2 separate regions of the Homo sapiens genome follow, and region 2 is linked to region 1. The links are chromatin loops, found by intact Hi-C in ENCODE. Cell type or tissue: endothelial cell of umbilical vein. All regions are shown on one strand. Links, peaks and the distances in the headings refer to the core of each region. The heading gives the core; the rest is flanking DNA.

Region 1 (10,275 bases), core at 1,272-9,271:
GTAGGCGGATTGCTTGGGGTCAGGTGTTCGAGACCAGCCTGAGCAACACAGGGAAACCTCATCTCTACACAAAATTTAAAAAGTAGCGGGGCATGGTGACGGGCACCTGTGGTCCCAGCTACTCGGGAGGCTGAGGTAAGAGGATCACTGGAGCCCAGGAGGTCACGGTTGCAGTGAGCTATGATTGCGTTACAGCATTTCACCAGGAGACTGAGCAAGACCTTGTCTCAAAAAATAAAAAGTAAACACATGGATGAATGAATACAATTTAGGATGATTCCATTTTTATTGTCATTATTTATTCGGTTTTTAGAGACACTAAGCGTGTTAAAAATTGTCGTCTTTGGAATACAATGCCGGTTTAAGGGGTCTGTGCTCCTGCCCTCTGTGCCTCCGGTCTTGAGTAGTGATGGTGACACAGCAAGGGTGGGGGCTTGGTGGGGAGAAAACGCCTGAAGCAACTGCTCTGGGAAAGGAGAGATCAGAGCCGGAGTAAAGATCAGGATGCTGGGGACTGGGGCTCCTGGGTCTGAGGGAGGAGGGGCTGGGCCTGGACTCCTGGGTCTCAAGGAGGAGGGGCTGGGGGACTGGGGCTCCTGGGTCTGAGGGAGGAGGGGCTGGGCCTGGATTCCTGGGTCTGAGGGAGGAGGGGCTGGGGGCCTGGACTCCTGGGTCTGAGGGAGGAGGGACTGGGGCCTGGACTCCTGGGTCTGAGGGAGGAGGGGCTGGGGGCCTGGACTCCCGGGTCTGAGGGAGGAGGGGCTGGGGCCTGGACTCCTGGGTCTGAGGGAGGAGGGGCTGGGGGCCTGGACTCCCGGGTCTGAGGGAGGAGGGGCTGGGGGCCTGGACTCCTGGGTCTGAGGGAGGAGGGGCTGGGGCCTGGACTCCTGGGTCCTGAGTAGAGAGAGGAGGGCCTGGGCAGCTGACGAGGTCCATCCCACCGTGAAGACCATCATTTGTCCCGCATCGTTTCCTCAATCCAGCTTCTGTACTTGCACAGGTTGGTGTAGACACCGGGGTAGCCAGGCAGGGCGCAGCGCTCCATTCCCCAAGACACGAGGCCCTGGAGCTGTCCTCTGCACACCAGGGGTCCCCCAGAGTCACCCTGAGGGGGAGGAACAGAAATGGAGACACTGATGGACAGGTAGCCAGAGCCACCATGGCACAGAGAACCCGAGAAGCAGACACAGGGAGACAGGCAGAGACACTGGTGGACAGTTAGGGACACAGTCCTGCCCCAGCTCTGAGGTCTCAGCCCCGGAGGTCGGGGCACTTCCTTCCCTCTCCGCTGGGTCTGGCTCTGTCTCTGTGTGCACCTGCCTGTCCCTTGAATCTCACCAGGCCCCTCTCTGTTCGCTCCAACTGTAGAACATTTGTGTGTCTCTCTTTTTCTATTTCCCCATCTCTGCCTCCCTCAAGGATGCATTAAGATTTCTAGAAGCCTCAGCACAGCCTTTCCCAGACCCATATGAGCAGAGGCCACTCTGCGATCTTTCCCCAACCTGCCTCATCCCATTCCACCAACTACCCTAAGAGGGTTACTCCCACCTGACAGATGAGGAAACTGAGGCATGAATGCTCTGAGTCCATTACCCAGGGGGCACAGGGCTAGGAAGCAGGGTGGCCTGGCTATCGGAATCTCTCTGTGCCTGCGGTTCACTCTCTTCTGAAGACCTCTGCAGACTTCCATGCTCCTGACATCATTTGCTTAAATCCCAGTCCCAAATAATCCCTACCACAGCTCCCATCCTGGGCCTTACCTGACAAGAGTCCTTCCCGCCCTGGGGAACTCCTGCACAGACCATGCCAGGCGTGATGGTTCTAGGATAGGCCTTCTGGCACACCTCATCCGGGGAGATGTTGATGTTCACGCATTGCAGAGAGGCGGGGTACCTGGCTGGGGGACACTGCAGGGTTATAACTGGGTCTACCCTCCCATAAGACCCAAGGGTCCAGGCCCCCAGCCCCTCCTCCTTCCGACCCAGGAGTCCAGCCCCAGCACCTCCTCCCTCAGACCCAGGAGTCCAGGCCCCCAGCCCCTCCTCCCTCAGACCCAGGAGTCCAGACCCCCAGTCCCTCCTCCCTCAGACCCGGGAGTCCAGGTCCCCAGCCCCTCCTCCCTCAGACCCAGAAGTCCAGGCCCAGCCCCTCCTCCTTGAGACCCAGGAGTCCAGGCTCCAGCCCCTCCTCCCTCAGACGTATGAGTCCAGGCCCAGCTCCTCCTCCTTGAGACCCAGGAGTCCAGGCCTCAGCCCCCTCCTCCCTCAGACCCAGGAGTCCAGGCCCAGCCCCTCCTCCCTCAGACCCAGGAGCCCCAGTCCCCCCAGCTCCACCTCCTGGAGACCCAGGAGCCCAGGCCCAGTCCCCTGCTTTCCAAGACGCAGGAGTCCTCACCGATGGGGCTGGATATAGTTCCCCAGCCTGACACTCGGCAGGAGGTCCCGGGGCTGGCACAGGCCTGGGTGACCTCAATGGGCCTGACTGCCCTCCCGATCCGTGCGGGCTGCTGTAGCTGCAGCAGCATGAGGTCGTTGTCGTGGGTCCGGGAGTTGTAGTTGGGGTGCGTCACCTGACGAACCACGCGCAGCACCTGCTGGGTGGCCTCCCACCTCCTCAGGTTGTGCTTGCCCAGGGCAACCTGAAGGATCCTGGCCACGACCCCCAAGAGAAGCGCTGCTCAGGGTCTGAGCCAGAGACTCCTCCCCACCCTCCAGCCCGGTTCCCTGGCCGGGTGACGAGTCTTCCCCGAGGTCTAGCCTGCTTCTCACTAACTGCAGGCCGAGCATTCTTGGCCTCCTGTGCCCTTCCCCATGGCCAGGGCATTCTCTCGGCCCAGCCCCAGCTGCCTCTCCTTCCGCTCTTGGGCTGGGCTCCAGCTCCTGGCTTGGGAAGAAGGTGATGATTGGGAGAGCTTGGCTCCGTGCCAGGGTCTGTGCTGGGCTCGGTGCATTGAGTCCTAAGCGAAACTGCGTTATGAGTCTAGGCTCTAAATCGGAACTGATATTCCGGAGTAGGCACCATTCTGTTTCTAGCCTGGGTTCTGAGTTCTAGACATCTTAAACTTTTGACTCTATGCTAAGATCAGGATTCTAGATCGAACCTGGATTATGACTTGATTTATTTATTTATTTTTTTTTTGTGATGGAGTCTCGCTCTGTCACCTAGGCTGGAGTGCAGTGGCACGATCTCAGCTCACTCTCGACCTCCAACTCCCAGTTCAAGTGATTCTCCCGCCTCAGCCTCCCAAAGTGCTGGGATTACAGGCGTGAGCCACCGCACCCAGCCTCTACAGGTCTGTTTCATATTGGATTATAGGGCTCTTGGTTCTGGACTCTGGCCCTAGCCCTTGACCTCAGGTTGGGCTCTGGGTTCTAGTTGGAGCTCTAGGTTATGGCCCGGATCCAAGATTCTAGAGTCTGGTTTGCATTCTGGCCTTTATATTCTAGACTCTGGCCTGAGCTTTGATCTCTAGGTTCTAGACTGACCTGTTTATGGCATAGATATGGCTTATAGGCATTTTGACCTCTTGGCTGGGGTCTGGGTTGTAAGTTCAGATCTAGAATTTAGGAGGGGTCTAGGTTTTATATGGGGCTTCTGATTAGGATCTGCATTCTGGGATTTATTGATTGATTGATTGATATGGAGTTTCGCTCTTGTTGCCTAGCCTGGAGTGCAATGGTGCGATCTTGACTCACTGCAACCTCCGCCTCCCAGGTTCAAGTGATTCTCCTGCCTCAGCCTCCCGAGTGGCTGGGATTACAGGCATGTGCCACCATGCCTGGCTAATTTTGCATTTTTAGTAGAGACAGGGTTTCTCTATGTTGCTCAGGCTGGTCTCGAACTCCTGACCTCAGGTGATCTGCCTGCCTCAGCATCCCAAAGTGCTAGGATTATAGGCATGAGCCACCGCACCCGCCACATTCTGGGATTCAAACACTGGGTTGAAGTCTGCTCATAGCGGAGCTATAGACTAGACTCTGAACTAAACCTTGGGTGTGAAACAGCCTCCAGGTTTTGCCTCTATTCTTAGAGTTGTATGTTCCAGCTGTGAGCAGCGTTCTAGTTCTGGATTTATGGCTAGACTGCAGGTCCTGAACTGGGCTCTGAGTTCTACGTAGTGTCCTGAGTTTCTGAATGTAGACGGGGTCCTGAATTCAGCCACCAATCTGGAATGGGCTAAGCTTGGTCTCGATGTAATGTGTGGCCTCTGGAAGAATCACTGGATCAGATGTTCGGTTCTCAGCAGGTCCATGGGTTCCAAGCTGCCCATCTGCTTTCAGAACCTATGCTGAGTTCGAGATTTATGGAGGAGCCCACATCCCGAGCTGTGTTTTTGTTCCAGGCTCTTCTCTAGACCTCAAACCAGGAGCCAGCCACTACATTGGGTTCTATACAGAGATCCAGGTTCTCAGCTCAGCTCTAGGGCTTTAGACTCTGGAATTCACTAGGTACAGGGACAGGGGAGGGGGTCACTTACGGGCGGCCGCAGTGAGCAGCAGTGATGACCCACTGGCCTGAAAGCAGGGCGCCTCCGCAGAGGAAGCGGCGCCTGGGACCCGCCAGCAGGGCCGCCTGCCACGGCTGGGAGCTCCGGGTGCACGTATGGCCACCAATTATCTTGTTCTCATCCTCTTGGCTCTGTGTCATGGCTAGGAGTGGACAGGATTGGGTGGGGAAAGTAGATGAGCAAACACTCTCCACTCCACAAGTTTGTAGGATTCCAAAACTGACAAATCCCCTTCCTTTTGGTCTAACCCCTAAACTGCCCGCCTCTATCTGTCCCACCCAGGGTGAGACATGCCCAATATTGACCCCGTTATTGCCCCAGCACGGAGAGCTTTCTGACTCACCTCCCAAGTCACCTCCGTAGCATCTCTTATTTTGTGCCGTGGCCACCTTATCCAGGGCCTTGCTACATCTACGACCCTTAGCTCTATGCTCCCATAATTTCTGTGATCACTTCTCGAAATATGCCACATTTCCCCCCAATGAGTCCTTCCCCAACACATTCAAGGACCTCCCTGTCTCCTCCCCAACGTTCCCACTCAGTGGGACCCCAAGGATCCGCCATCTCTTGCCCCACACTTGCCCCCATCCACCTCACACACCCATGCCACGATCCCGCCACCCCATGCCACGATCCCGCCATCCCATCATCCTTCTCCACCTTCCCTCTGACAACAAAACATCTTTCTGACATTGTTTCTTTCCTAACACAGTCAGGTAGAGCCCCGTGATCTTTCTGCTATGACCCACTCAGGACCTAATAGTTCCCTAAGATTCCTTATGTATTTTGCACCAGACCTTATAAACACCTCTCTCCCCGGCCCCACAATTCCCTAGCACCTCCACAACTAGGAATTTAGGCCTCCAGCACGTTCCCCCACCATGACCCCCAAACCACTCCCTGCTCTTTCTTATGAGGTCACCATGAGCATCCAGGGGCCCCAAGGACCCATCCCCATCTCTTCTCAGAGTCTCCAGGGGACCCCCTTGTGTCATACCCAACCGTTCTCTTACCTATAGCCAGGACTTGAAGTGCTGTCAGCAGGAGGAACATTTTAGGGGCTGAGGGCCAGGTCCTGTCAAATGCAGAGAAAAAGTGAGAGAGAAGGAACCTTCAACAGAACCGGGGGCTGAGAGGCAGAGACAGCAAGGGGCACTTACCCAGAGCCCAAGACCCTCAGGGACATGAAGACACAGCAGAGAGGTAGGGACCAGAGACGAGGGGGGCGGGGCCTGCAGGCTCTGCGGGCGGCAGGTGGGAGGATGTGGAGCAGGGCACAGGTCCCTCCTTGATGTCTTGATGAAGGAAGGAGGGGAGGTGTCTCTCTTCCTAGTCACACTGGCAAAGCCTTTTATCCCTGGTAAGGACAGCTGGCCCTGCCCCCACCTCCCGCCGCCCTGCTTCTGACATTTTTTTTTTTTTATTGCCTAGTTCCCATTCCAGGACTCCCTGATCCCATCCCCTCCCTCCCCTGTCTGGCCAAAAAAGCAGCCACAATTGTTCATGAGAACCCGCCCAGGGAAGATGCTATAATCTAGAAGGAATCCTGGGAGGGGACCCCAGGGCAGGGTGGGCAGGGGAGGGTTCCCAGTTGCTGGAGGTGGTGGATCTAGTGGTGGAGTCAGGAAACCAGGGTGGGGAGTGTCAGAGGAAAGGGCACGAAGGGGCTGAGAGAGGGAGGAAGAGATGGACTGAGAGAGGGAGTCACGGGAGGAGGGAGAGAGGGAGAGAGAGAGAGAGAGAGAGAGAGACAGAGAGAGATGGAGAGAGAGAAAGACAGAGAGACACACAGACAGAGAGAGACAGAGACAGGGTGACGGGGGGGAGAGAGAGAGAGAGATGGAGAGAGAGACAGAGAGAGAGCCAGACAGAGAGACACAGAGAGAGAGAGAGAAAGAGAGAGACAGAGACAGAGTGACAGAGAGGGGGAGAGCAAGAGACAGAGAGAGACTGGGAAAATGAATGAGAAGATATGACAGTGGAGAGAGAGGAGTCCAGGAATACGAGCACAGAGGCAGGTGTGCTCATGAGAGAAGGAACTGAGGAGAGAGCTGGAGAAACCGGTGGAAGTTGGATGTGACAGGGAACAGAAGAGGCAGACGGTGGGAAAAAAACAAGACAGAGGAAGAGGGAGACACAGAGACGCAGGGAGAGAGGGGTGTGGAGAAGTGGAGATAGAAAAGCAAAAGACGGAGGGAAGAAGGTGGAGATAGAATGGAAACAGACACACAGAAAGAGAAAACAGTGGAGAGAGAGGAGAGAGGCCGAGACGCCCCCACCATGCGGCACTCACCACAAACACACACAGAACAACAGCGATGATGATGAAGGCAGTGCGGGCATGAGACGTGGAAGAGAACGGGACATGGTGGGAGAAAGAGGATGGGACAGGCAGGCCGATGGCAGAGGGGAGACGGGAAGGATGGGCACCTACAGGGGATGGGGACAATGACAGAGGAGACGGAGGCCTAGATGAGAGATGGCAGCGCCAGGGAGAGATGGAGAGGAGGGGTGGGATAGAGGACGGGCAGGAGGTGGGCGGGAGATACCTGGACCTGGAGCAGAGCTGCCCACCTTGCTTTCTCACTTTCGACTCCTGAGAGATGGGGGAGCAGAGGCCCCAGCAGGGAGCAGGAAGGTTGGTGCCAGAACTGGCATTCCCCAGCTTGGGATCTGCTAGGTGCAGAGACAAAGTGAGAGCTGGAGATGCAAAGAGAGAGTGACAGAGACCCAGAGAGGGGGACAGAGACCCAGAGGGAGAGGGAGAGAGACCCAGAAAGAGAAGGGGACAGAGATTCAGAGACAGAAGGACAGTCTTAACAGACGGGGTTGGAAATTCAAAATAGGAGACGGCAGAGAGCAGGAGAGACAGAGTGAATGAGATGGGGAAGGATTCTGGCCAGCCTGCAGGGGGGTTCTGGAGTTGGGGGGGTTCCATCCTCATTTGGGGGAGGGCCTACCCTCCTCAGCCCCTCCCCTAGCCCCTTAAATTCCCCAGTGCTTGTGTCCGTCTCTGGGCCTGGGCAGCCCCGTACCTGGACCACGTGGTGACTCAGGAGGCTGCTTGCCTCCCTTGGCTACCCCAACTGTTCCCCGGCCTCAGCCTGACTCAGCCTCCCTCCACCTCGGCACCCCCCTAGGCTGGCTCTTTGAGCTGGAGCTTGGCCTGGGTCTGTCTGTACACCTGGGGACGCACTGTCTGGGCACCTGCATCTGGAGCCACACACCCATCTCTCCCCAGGTGCCTTTCTGTGATTCCTGAACTGTTTCTGTTTAACTATGGGCCTCCCTGCTTTGAGCTGAAGGCCTTGGGAAGCCTTCCCGGCCTCCTCTGCCTTGGTTCAGGCTCGGCATCAACACAAGAACCCCCTCTTTATTTTTAAATTTTTAAATTTATTTTATTTATTTATTTATTTTATTTTTTTTTCTTTTTTTCTTTTTCTTTTTTTTTTTTTTGAGACAGAGTCTCACTCTTTAGCCCCGGCTGGAGTGCAGTGGCTCAATCTCGGCTCACTGCAACCTCTGCCTCCTGGGTTCAAGCGATTCTCCTGCCTCAGCCTCCTGAGTAGCTGGGGCTATAGGCACCCACCACCATGCCCCGCTCATTTTTTTGTATTTTTAGTAAAGACAGGGTTTCACCATGTTGGCCAGTCTGGTCTCAAACTCCTGACCTCAAATGATCCACCCTCCTTGGCCTCCCAAAGTGCAAGGATTACAGGCATGAGCCACCACACCCGTCAAGAACTCCCTCTTTTAAGAAAGGGTTCTCTTGGGACCCAGGGATGGGGTGGCAGGAGGGAGCTGCTCTGTGGTGACGAATCAGCTTTGCACTGGATGTGGCGGTGATTACACGATTCTACACATGAGATAAAGAGACACAGAAGCCCACGTGCACACACACACGTGCAAAGAAATGCGTGTGAAAAATGAACGCGCAGTGTGATCTGTAGTCTCATTAATAGTTTGGTTTCTGTGTTGATTTCCTGGTTTCCATTCTGAACGACAGTTACACAAGGTGTCGCCACGGGGAGAAGTAGGTGAGGGAGATTCCCTATGCTGTGTGTGTAGCCTCCTGTGAGTCTGTAATTATCTCAAAGGAAAAAGTTAAAAATAAAACAGAATTTCCTAGTAAACACAAGGTCTCCCTGTTCCTAAAAAGAACACCCTACTTAAGCAGAAGGCCTTGGTCAACCCCCAGGAGCCTGGGAGTGGCTCCTTCATGCCACTCTATCCCTGAGATCCAAGAGAATCCTTTCTTTAAAGGGTGGCAGGGGGGCAGGTGCTGTGGCTCACGCCTGTAATCCCAGCACTTTGGGAGGCCAAGGTGGATCACCTGAGGTTAGGAGTTCAAGACCAGCCTGGAAAACATGGTGAAACCCAATCTCTACTAAAAATACAAAAAAACTGAGCTGGGCATGGTGGTGGGTGCCTGTAGCCCCAGCTACTCAGGAGGCTGAGGCAGGAGAATCGCTTGAACCCGGGAGGCAGAGGTTGCAGTGAGCTGAGATTGTGCCACTGCACTCCAGCCTGGGTGACAGAGCGAGACTCTGTTGCAAAATAAATAAATAAACAAACAAATAAATAAAGAGGGGGTTCTTGTGTTTATGCAGAGCCTGAGCCAGGGCACAGAATGACTGGAAGGCTCCCCAAGGCCTTCAGCTCAAAGGTAGGGAGACAGCTGGAGATGCAGCTGATGAGGCCCAGTTCACCGCCGGTGGCTCCCAAGGACTTGCCGTCCCCAGCCCGGACCTCAGCACCTGCCGTGCCGTGGCCAGGTTGCTGGGCCCTCTTCCCACCACATGCTAGGTTCCCAGGGTATCTCGCTCACCACTCCACCACCTGCTTGGCACGGTCTTGTTTGCTGTGCCACGGGCATCGATAAACATCTGATGAATGAATGAACACAGAGCCTCAGTCGCTGCTCCTCTGTGAACTCACGGTCTGGTGAAACAGGCCAGCGGGGCAACAGGAAACTCCATCTGGTGTCACGTGTGCTCCCCTGGAGGAGGCTGAGGGGCTGGATGGAGCCTCAGGTGTGGGAAAGGGTTCCAGGAGGAGGGGCAGTCTTAGCAGGTTCCTGCAGATGAATAGGAGTTTGCCAGGGAGGATGGACAGTGTGTGGAGAGGGTAGGAGGGAGGTGAGTGGTTTCGAGTAGGGATGGTGGGGCAGGAGGATGGTGAGAGAGCTCAGAGCGTAGGAGAGAGGAGTGGCCAAGATGAGCAGGGCCCTGGTGCTGCAGGGGCGAGAATTTTACTCCGAGGGTGATGGGGGATGGTGGCATGATCCTGAGTAGGGGAGAGCAGAATCCTTCGGGATACTCAGGTCTGGAGCTCAGGAGAGTGATGGGGCATCACGGCACGGATGGTGCTGGATACCAGCGGTGTGGAGCCCACCTAGGGAGAGGGTATACAGTGAGAGGACCCCACTGAAGACTCACAGCTCAGGGGGTAAGAAACAGTTATGCCAGGGGTAGGAGTGATTGAAGAGCTAAGAGGGACACCAGGAGGGAGCAGTGTCAGGAAAGTTGAGAGCTTTTTTTTTTCTTTTTAAACAGGGTGTCACTCTGTTGCCCAGGCTGGAGTGCAGTGGTGCAATCACAGCTCACTGCAGCCTTGAACTCCTGGGCTCAACCATCCTCCCACCTCAGCCTCCTGAGTAGCTGGGACTACAGGCACGTGCTACCACAGTCAGTTAATTTTTGTATTTTTTTGTAGAGACAGGGTCTCACGATGTAGCCCAGGTTGGTCTCCAACTCCAGGGCTGAAGT
Region 2 (10,275 bases), core at 1,462-9,461, 72 kb after region 1:
ATCCAGAACGATATTGCCTACATTGTCTTCCAGAGTTTTTATAGTTTTGAGTTTTACATTTAAGTTTTTAACCCATCTCGAGTTGATTTTTATATGTGGTATAAGGAAGCAGTCCCACTCAATCTTCTGCATGTGGCTAGACAGTTATCCCAGCACCATTTATTGAATCAGGAGTCCTTTCCCCATTGCTTTTTTTTGTCAGCTTTGTTGAAGATCAAATTGTTGTAGGTGTGTGGCTTTATTTCTGGGCTCTCTATTCCGTTCCATTGGTCTATGTGTCTGTTTTTGTACCACTACCATGCTGTTTTGGTTACTGTAGACTTGTAATATAGTTTAAATTTGGGTAACGTGATGCCTCCAGGTTTTCTTTTTGCTTAGGATTGCCTTGGCTATTTGGGCACTTTTTTGGTTTCATATGAATTTTAAAATTGTTTTTTCTAGTTCTGTGAAGAATCTCATTGGTAGTTTGATAGAAATAGCATTGAATGTATAAATTTCTTTGGGCAGTATGGCCATTTTAATGATTTTGATTCTTTTTATCCATGAGCATAGTATGTTTTTCCATTTGTGTCACCTTTGATTTATTTGAGCAGTGTTTTGTAATTCTCATTGTAGAGTTCTTTCACCTCCCTGGTTAGCTGTATTTCTAAAAATTTTATTCTTTTTGTGGCAATTGTGAATGGGATTGTGTTCCTAATGTGACTCTTGGCTTGGTAGTTCCTGATGTATAGAAATACTAGTGATTTTTCTATATTGATTTTGTATCCTGAAACTTTGCTGAAGTTATTTATCATTTAAGAAGCTTTTGGGCTGGGACTACGAGGTTTTCTAGATATAGAATCATGCATCTGCAAAGAGGGATAGTTTAAATTCCTCTCTTCCTATTTGGATGCTCTTTATTTCTTTCTCTTGCCTGATTGCTCTGGCCAGAATTTCCAATACTACGTTAAACAGGAGTGGTGAGAGAGGGCATCCTTGTCTTGTGCTGGCTTTCAAGGGGAATGCTTTCAGCTTTTCCATATTCAATATGATGTTGGCTCTGCGTTCACCATAGATAGCTCTTATTATTTTGAGATATGTTCCTTTAATACCTAGTTTACTGAGAGTTTTTAACACGAAGCGATGCTGAATTTTATCAAAAGCCTTTTCTGCATCTATTGAGATAATCATGTGTTTTTGTCTTTAGTTCTGTTTGTGTGGTGAATCACATTTATTGATTTGTGTATGTTGAACCAACATGAAGCCGACTTGATCATATTGGATTAACCTTCTGATGTGCTGATGGATTCAGTTTGCAAGTATTTTGTTGAGGATTTTTGCATCAATGTTCATCAAGGATATTGGCCCGAAGTTTTCTTCTTTTGTTGTGTCTTCGCCAGATTTTGGTATCAGGATGATACTGGCCTCATAGAATGAGTTAGGGAAGAGTCAGTCTTCCTCCGTATTTGGGAATAGTTTCAGTAGGAACAGAAGGAGGCTCAGATCTGACATTTATTGTGTGATTGAAGAGCCTTCCAGGCAGAGGGAGGAGCAAAGCAAGGCCCAGGCACAGGAAGAGGAAAGGAGAGGAGCCATGGGACATCTGTGTGATTAGACAGAGGGAGGCAGGACTGAGAGCAGGAAATGACTTTGGAGGAGTTGAGCCTATGTGAATTGTGTCTGACTGCACAGGCTACTGTGAGCATTTGGAGAGTTTTGAGCAGAAGGACATGATCAGACGAGATTGGGTCCGTTCAGGGTGGTATAGCTGTAGACCAGAAGAACATGATCAACTTTCATTTTCATGGGATTCCTCTGGCCACTGTGTGCAGAAGAGACCGTGTGTGTGGCAGGGGAAGGAGAGAGCATAGGAGGTAGACAGGAGGCTGGTGAACATCCCAGGCAGAAGGTGGTGTTGGCTGGAACCAAGATAGCAGCAGTGGTAGACATGACTGTCTCCCAGATGAATTCTGCAGTGGAACCTACTGGGATTTGTTAATGAATTGGAATTAGAATGTGAGCCACAGAAAGGGAGCAAGAATTACTTCCAGATTTTTGCCCTGAGCAGTGGGAAGAATGGAGGTGCCAATCATTGAGGCTGAGAAGATTGCAGAAGAAATGGATTTGGGAAAGAAAAGGAGGAGTTCAGATTGAATAGGTTGAGTTTTGTGTGTCTTTGGACAAGAACGCGGGGGTTTGAATTATACCACTGGATCAAAGACTATAGTCAGGAGAAAGGAGTGGGCTGGGGGTACAGATTTGGGAGTCATTAGCCTATTGATGGCATGAAGCCAACACAGTGGATAAGATCACAAGGCAAAGGTAAAGAAGAAAAGAACCCGGGGCTGCTCTGATATTTAAGGTCAGGGAGACCTGAAGCAATTGGCAAAGAGGTTGCCAAGAAGGTGAGGTGGACCCAGAAAAGCATGATGTCCTATAGTTGAGTCAAGAAGGCCTTCTGTGTAGGGAAGGTGAGCAGCTGGGTCCTCTGCTGCTGAAAAGTCCAGGAAGGAGAAGACTGCAAGGTGGACATTTAGACTCAGCCACTTAAGTGGTAGTCACAGTGACCTTGATAGTAGCAGTGCTTAGACTTGGTATGTGTGTGAATATTAATTTGAGTAATCAAGAGAGAATCTGGCAAGCAAAATCACTGACAGTTCCATGGAGCATCTTCTGCACAGGGGAGCAGCAGGGAAGGGCTGCGATGAAGGAGGACCCTCCCAGGCAGCCTCTGTCACTCTCTGCTGTGTGAGTCTGTATTAGTTTCCTGTGGCTGCTGTGACAAATTACCATGCATTTCCTGGCTTCCAACAACACACATGGATTAAAGTTCTGAAGGTCACAACCCCAAAATGGGTGTCACTGGGCCAAAATCAAGGCATTGGCAGGCAGGGCTGGTTCCTTCTGGAGGCTCCAGGGGAGGATGCAATTTCTCACCCTTTCTGGCTTCTAGAGGCACCTGCATTCCTTGGCTCAAGTCCCTTCCTCTGTTTGCAAGGCAAGTAGCCTGGCATCTTCCAATCTCTCTAAGCCCTCCTCCTTTCACTTGTAAGGACTCCTGTCATTCCACTGGGCCCACCCAAATAATCCAGGATAACCTCCCCATGTCAATATCCTTAACCTAGCTCCATCTGTAAAGTCCCTTTAGCAATGTAACGTAACAGATTCACAGGTTTCAGGGGATTAGGGTATGGACATTTTGGGGAGCAGTTATACTTCTTATCAGAGGATATAATTTCTTTGACTGAGTTGTCCTCCCCATACCACCGAACTGTGAGCTTCCTAAGAGCAGGTGCCCCATCCAAATCAAGGCCCTGTAATTCTCTCTCACTTAGCCTCTTCCTGCCCATCTTATAATTCACACATAGATATTCGTTTGTTTGACAGTCATTTTTGCCAAATTCCCTCAATTAAAAAGTGAGTTTCAGGAGGTCAGGGCCAACACCTACTGTGTCCACCACAGTCCATCCAGCACCCGGATCAGGGCTTCACACACAGAGGGCCCCAGCAGGACTCCAGGCTTTGGGGTCAGAAGGAAGGGACTGGATTGGGTCCCGGCATAACAGGGAGTTTGGGTACGCTACTTTCTTCATGGAGTTGTTGCGGGAAGTTAATAAGATTAATAAACACCAAACAAGTTGCTCAATAAGTGTTAAATATTGCAGGAAAGTATAAATGAAGGAGATTTCTATAAAATGAACGTGGGATAGAGGCAGGAACTCATGAAGTTTAATTCTATACAGAGGAATATATCCGAACCAACCAACCGATCAAACAACTTGTGACTCTCCCTGCCTTATCCTATTTCCACTGCTCTGCTCTGACTCTCTTCTCTCTCTCCATTCAGGGTAACCTGACTGAGTCCTGGGCAGATGATAACCCCCGACACCATGGCCTGGCTGCCCACTCCTCAGGGGAGGAAAGAGAGATCCAGTATGCACCCCTCAGCTTTCATAAGGGGGAGCCTCAGGACCTATCAGGACAAGAAGCCACCAACAATGAGTACTCAGAGATCAAGATCCCCAAGTAAGAAAATGCAGAGGCTCGGGCTTGTTTGAGGGTTCACGACCCCTCCAGCAAAGGAGTCTGAGGCTGATTCCAGTAGAATTAGCAGCCCTCAATGCTGTGCAACAAGACATCAGAACTTATTCCTCTTGTCTAACTGAAAATGCATGCCTGATGACCAAACTCTCCCTTTCCCCATCCAATCGGTCCACACTCCCCGCCCTGGCCTCTGGTACCCACCATTCTCCTCTGTACTTCTCTAAGGATGACTACTTTAGATTCCGAATATAGTGAGATTGTAACGTGTTTGTCTCTCTGTGCCTGGCTTATTTCACTCAACATAACATCCTCTAAGTTCATCTGTGTTGTTTCCAATGACAGAGTAATGTACTGAATAATTCAAAATAGCTAAAAGAGAGGAGTTTAAATGTTGTCACCAAAAAAAAAAAAAAAAGATAAAAATTTGAGCTGATGGATGTGCTAATCATGCTGACTTGATCGTTCCATGGTGCATCGAGGTGCGGGAGCCTCACGGGGGCTGCGTTCAGGTCGCTCAGGTACTCAGGGCAGGACTGGAATTTAATCCCTGCCTGATTCTGAGGTCTCTTCTCTCACCCGGCACCCAGCACTGAGTGAAGCAACCACTGACTGGGCACCCCTTAGCCATAAGTTTGCAGCATCTCCGTTGACTCCATGGCCTCTGGTGAAGGAATCCGAGAACCTGGACACACAGGAGCTGAGAAAGGAGGCGCCTGAAATTACAGCCCAGCTCTGCGCATGGCCTGCCCCAGCCTGCATAGCTCTGATCAGCAGATAGAGCTTCCAATGGCCATGCTGCCCATGATTTCATCCCCAGGGCCCTGGTTGGGTCTGCAGACCTCCGCCAGGAGCCCCCATCTCCGGACCTTGGTGTGACTGGGCTGGGTCCCTCTCTTGCTGGTCCCCTCCAGAGGGACCCTGGACCCTTTCCAGCCTCACAGGCCCTATGGAGACCCCAGCCCTTCTCCATCACCTTCTCCTCACCTGCTTGCCCCTCTGGTCTTGTCCTCGGGTCTGAGGACATGCAGCCTGATTTGCCCTATGGGGAGAAATCAGGGAAGAAGTCACATCTCAGGTCCATAAGAAACACGGGAGAGTCCTGGGTAGAGAGGTGAAGGGGCCCAACTTCCTGCCAAGTCCAAGCCCAAGCCCTCCCCATGTGGGACCCTAGGAGGTAGAGGAGATGGTCTGCGGTCTTCACCTCTCCACTGAGAGTCCTCAACATCCTCATACTTTTAAAGATTTCCAAGGGCACAGGAGGCAGACGCCATTGTGTGGGGGAAAGAGGCCGGGTGAAGCTGAGGAAGGAGTTGACACTGTTGGCGCAATTACCAGGGGTAAGTAACAACAATGATGGAGTTAATAATAATAATTTATTTCACACTGTTATGTCATGCCATAAGACGTGCCATCAACTCTGGAAATTAGGTTAGTTATTATTACCCCTGGGGGCAGGGAGAGCAGCTTGTTTATCTTTTGTTATTAGAGGCCCAAGAATCAAGCCAAGAGCTTGGTGAAATTTGTGGGGAGTAGAGATTTGTCATGGTCATGGAGCTATGACAAAATCCCGTCCCATCCCTGCATCTTTCTAATTCCTCATCTTGGAGGGAGCTGAGGGGAACAGTTGAGGCCACAGGCTGTGGGTTCGGCCTGCCCGGGCTTGAATCCCACCTCTTCTGTGGGTTAGCACTGAAGCCTTAAATAAAATACTCAAACTCCATGGGGCTTAGTTTTCTCACCTGTAAAGTGGAGGTGAGGCTAATCACATTCACTTTCTCCATAGAGAGACAGTGAGGGTCAAGCAGGTTAGAATGGTGGTGGGCACATGGTAAGTGCACAGCTAATGTCCACCACTCTTATCCCCCTTATCCCCCTGTGACTCACCCTGACTCTGATCTGAGGACTCCAGAGGATTCATAGAGGAGGCATCTTTGGACCCAGACCTGAGAGGACTGGGAGATTTCACCCAGAGGTTGTGAGCATGTCATGGCAGGGTGGAGGTGGCACTCCTGAGGGTGGGCACTGCCTAGCAGGGCATGGAGGCAGGGAGATGTGCAGAGCATGAGCCTGGACGGGAGCTGCTGCACTCACGGGGGGCCTGGATCCTGACGTCCATGTACATGATCAGCTGTGTCACGGGGTTTTCCACAGTGCATTGGTAAGTGCCCATCTGCTACCAGGCCAGACTCAAGAGATACAACTTTGCATATGAGAAGTTTAGGAAGGAGCTGTTGTGGATCCAGCAGTACTTGAGATCTGGGAAAGAATAGGAGACACACTCCATTTCCACCTGGGAGCCGATCTCAGCCGTCACGATGCCATTGAAGGCATCAGGATTGCCCCTCAGCAGCAGATAGTCAGGCCCATCTGCAGAGACAGGGAAGGAGGCCTGAGGCTGTGTTTCTGACCCTTTGGGGTCCTGGGTACCACCTCATGAGGTCCTCCTCCAGCCAAGAGGTTCCCCACTGTGCACCCTGAGCTGACCCCTAGACCTGCCCCAGGCAAGGCAGCTGTGCCAACAACAATAACCATAATAAGAGCACCTGCCATGATCAGGGACCTACTAGGGGCCAGCCCCATGGTAGCCCTTTACCTCGTAATAAAATCATTGGAGTAAAAGCAAACACATGGGGCCTACTGTGTGCCAGACACTGTTCTAAGCTCTGTGCCTGTCCCCACATTTGTTGAATTCCCAGAACAACTCATGTGATTGGTTCCACTATTGATCCATTTTATAGATGGAAAACAATGAGGCTCGGAGGAGAGGATTAGGACTTCATGACTGCAACTGACACAGAAGGATTGAGCCAGTCTCAGGGCCTGGGGGCAACCGCCCTGAGCAGCTGAAGCCTCTGGATCCTGGGTCTTGGTTCCAAGCCTCTGACCTGTAAACAGCTGTATGGAGATCAGAAATCCTTCACGCTTCAACCCCAGCTTCCACACAATGGGCGCCATAGCCTGTGCATTAGGAAATCTAACACACCACTAAAGTGTTTCCAGAAGGAGATGTAAAGGTGATTTTAGAAGTGTGATTATTTTTTTCAGGTGAAAGATGTGGAAGAGTTTGATAAACTCTGTGAACACACCTGGAACACTGGAAGAATCTAAGTGTTGATGTATTTATAAGCTCAGTAGATTAGATTTCCAAGAGCTGTCCGAGAATTTGTGAGGATCTTGCTGGGTTGTGAACTTGCCCCAGTAGGCAGCTGAAGGGCTATAAAGAAAAAAGAATGTATGGAATGTATAACTGACTCTTTAAATCAAACTCTCTGTTTAAGGGAGCACAGTCTGTTCAATTTCAGTAAAAGAGAGTGACAGTGACTATAGTAAGTTTACAAGAAAAGAAGAAAGAAATCAATGAGTGGAATTTGAAGGGTCAAGGGGTTTGAACACTTAATAAACTGAACATCAATTTAAAAAATAATTGGTTTTAAGTAGTCCCCTATTTACACAAAAGCAGACCTCAGCAAAGGCACACTGACCATTTCTAATCTGAGAAGTGAGGACTGGGGTCCCTATTTCACATTTGAGTGCATCAGTTCTGAGTAGTGAGGGCAGCTCCCAAGTCCACAGAGCTCAAGAGCTGGAGCTGATTCCAACCCAGACCAACCTGGCTGCAGGCTGGCCCAGGATGTCTCTGGCCTAGTCCCATTTGCAGATCCGTGGTGAGTCCCAGAGGTGGACTTGTGTGGCAAAGAGCTGAACCCTGCCAAAAAGAGGCCTGGCCTTTGCTCTCAGCTACTGGGAGGGAACCTCTAAGTCCCTGGAATGTCTCACCTGATTAGAGTGTCTTTGTTTACCTGAAAGCCTTGGACTTCACCAAATAGTCTAATAATATAACTAACGATAGGACTTTGGGTCACTGGTATCAGCTCTATCTGTGGAGCAGCTGAAACTAAGGTCAGCCATGTAGACAGTTATCCACATCTATGTGACAAAGCCACACCAGGACATCAAGGCTCAGGTGAGTGTCCCTGGTTGGCAATGCTCTATGCATGTTGTCACATGTCATGTCAGGAGGAATTACCACAGTCTATGATTCTACTGGGAGGGGACAACTGGAAACTCCCCATTCGGAATTCCCTGGACCCTGCCCCATGCTCTTCTCACCTTGGCTGACTTTAATCTGTATCCTTTTGCTGTAATGAGACATCACATGAGGATAACAGCTTTCAGTGAGTTCTGAGTCCTACTAGTGAACTATCAAAACTGAATGTGGTCAGGGACTCCCCAATGTGCAGCTGGCATCAGAAGTGAGGGCAGTCTTGTGAATTGCTCCCTAACTACTCAGGACTGCTGGATTAAAGGCTGTGCAGGTCGTTTGAGGATAGAAAGGATTCCTGGCAACACTGCCTGGTTTGAACCAAGCACTGCCACTTACTTCCCATGTGATCTCAGTTAAGTTGCCTCCCTCCCCTAAGCCTCTTTCTACACCTGTAAAATGAAGATATGAAATGTTTCCTCTTCATAGGGCTGTTGTGATGCTTAACTTCAGAAGCAAGTGGAGAACGTAAAACGTGGAATCCTTCTTAGCTAGGCTCTTGTGTCTGAGGTCCTTATTACTAAGGAAAAAGAGGGAATGAATACTGAGAAGAAACCAGCAACCACGGCCACAGAGAGCATCTCATCAGCTCTATTTGGCTGCACCAACATGGAGCACTCCTTTTAGACACAGCATTGTGCCAAGTCCCTGCAGAAACATGTCCCTCCCTCCATCTAGACTGTGCACGGCCAGTGATGCCTGGTCTGAACAGTCAGGATGAATATGGCAGAAGTGGCTTCATTCAGACAGAGTCCGTGGCATGACCCTGACTGTCTCATGCAATGAGACCCTCATGAGGACCCTGCTCTCAGGAGGGGGGTGTAGGCTTGGAGGGCACCTCGACCTTCAGGGACTCACTTTCATTCTCTCAAGCAAACCCCAGAACTATACCTGGCCCATCTCATCCAGGATCCCCCATGACTTTGAGAATCTTGTCTGAAACCCTGTCTCTCCAGTCAGGAGTGGTAGCACCCAGTGCTCACCTAGGGGCAGGAGGCAGCTTCGGGAGCAGCCCCCCAAAGCCTTTAATCTCTTTCTGGAGCTCAGCTTTGTACCTTCTTATCAAGAGAGCAAAACGTCACAGTTCCTCCCAGGGCAAAGTTTTGCCTGGCACAGCCAGAGTGGACACTAATGAACAGTGACTCCTTCCTGTCTTTCAGGCTTGAAGATCACAAGGAATGTTAACCTGGGATCTTTGAGGAGCTATACACAAGGTAGATTTCTGACAGGTCCCTACCCGCGTCCTTGCAGCGCTGTGTGAGCAAACCCCATCACCCCCAAATGCATCACACCACCAGGGGGAGCCATGGAGTTGCACGATGCATCAGCACTAATCTTTGTCTACAACCTCCTGGGGGAAGGGATAAGAAGTGGATAGAAAAGGTGAGAGGCAGGAGCCCCGAATCAGCTTCCAGAGAAGATGGAAGTGAAATGGAGAAATAATAATAATGACATTAACAATAGCAATAACATTACTAATAACATTAAATAATAACTACTTCCTGTAGTTATCATTCCTGTTCGGTGAGATTGTAAATCTTGACATAGGTTAGTCTCTGAATGGGTGGGAGTCAGGTGTCAGGAAGCATTTGGGGGTCAAAGAGGGTGGAGAAGATTGGTGCAGTGATCCCTGCAACTCTCTGGGTGAGCAGCAGGGGGCGCCCTAACCATGGCAGAGACTGTTGAGTTGGTTGCACAGACATAACCAAGTGTCATGGGGCAGTGGGAAGTCCATGGACTCTGTCTCAGAAGGAGAATTACTTGATCTCTGTGTGCCTCAGTGTCCTTATCTGCAAAGTGGACATCAGAGCTCCTACCTTTATGAGCCTGAGAACAAAAACCAGGGAGAATAAATGAACAACCACAGCAGCAACAACAAACAAAAACAAGAGCCAAAACCAAGTAGCGAGATGGGCCTTTCTATCATCTGACCCTGAAATCCAGTCACATTTAAAACCAGGTCTACCCCTCAGATTTCCCAGACAACAGAAGTCAATGCATTTTTTCCCTTTGAAAGTGAAAAACAAACAAACAAACAAAAAACATGCTGTAATATTGGAGGGAAACAATTATGGGGTTTTTTTGTGTTTTTTTTTTTTTTGAGATGGAGTCTTTGTCGCCCAGGCTGGAGTGCAGTGGTGTGATCTCGGCTCACTGCAAGCTCTGCCTCCTGGGTTCACACCATTCTGCCTCAGCCTCCCGAGTAGCTG

What was found. A loop is a pair of places that touch in the nucleus more often than their neighbours do. Peaks named below come from ENCODE experiments on the same cell type or tissue, not always from the same donor. Only the 100,000 strongest peaks of a DNase experiment are listed, where the experiment ranks them.
Region 2: a loop joins it to region 1, with 12 times the contacts of the local background. A loop is called at or near these places in 4 of 110 quality-filtered maps.

What each region holds. Positions count from the first base shown.
Region 1 is chr19:51,077,055-51,087,329 of GRCh38, forward strand. KLK14 (kallikrein related peptidase 14) reads right to left here and starts at 5,833. Exons shown (of 6, transcript NM_001369775.2): 1 at 5,668-5,833; 2 at 5,521-5,582; 3 at 4,478-4,649; 4 at 2,395-2,648; 5 at 1,761-1,897; 6 at 843-1,105. The coding sequence starts at 5,560. The coding sequence ends at 953. RefSeq lists a silencer at 9,538-9,832. In endothelial cell of umbilical vein, for the core only: no CTCF peak of the experiment used is centred there; no DNase peak of the experiment used is centred there.
Region 2 is chr19:51,149,237-51,159,511 of GRCh38, forward strand. It overlaps SIGLEC7 (sialic acid binding Ig like lectin 7), which reads left to right. Exons shown (of 7, transcript NM_014385.4): 7 at 3,827-4,290. The coding sequence ends at 4,009. LOC101928517 (a long non-coding RNA gene) reads right to left here. Exons shown (of 5, transcript NR_110732.1): 3 at 7,110-7,237; 4 at 5,008-5,062; 5 at 3,687-4,720. Among named protein-coding and RNA genes, the nearest start is that of SIGLEC7, 12 kb to the left of the region's middle. RefSeq lists a silencer at 8,309-8,507. In endothelial cell of umbilical vein, for the core only: no CTCF peak of the experiment used is centred there; no DNase peak of the experiment used is centred there.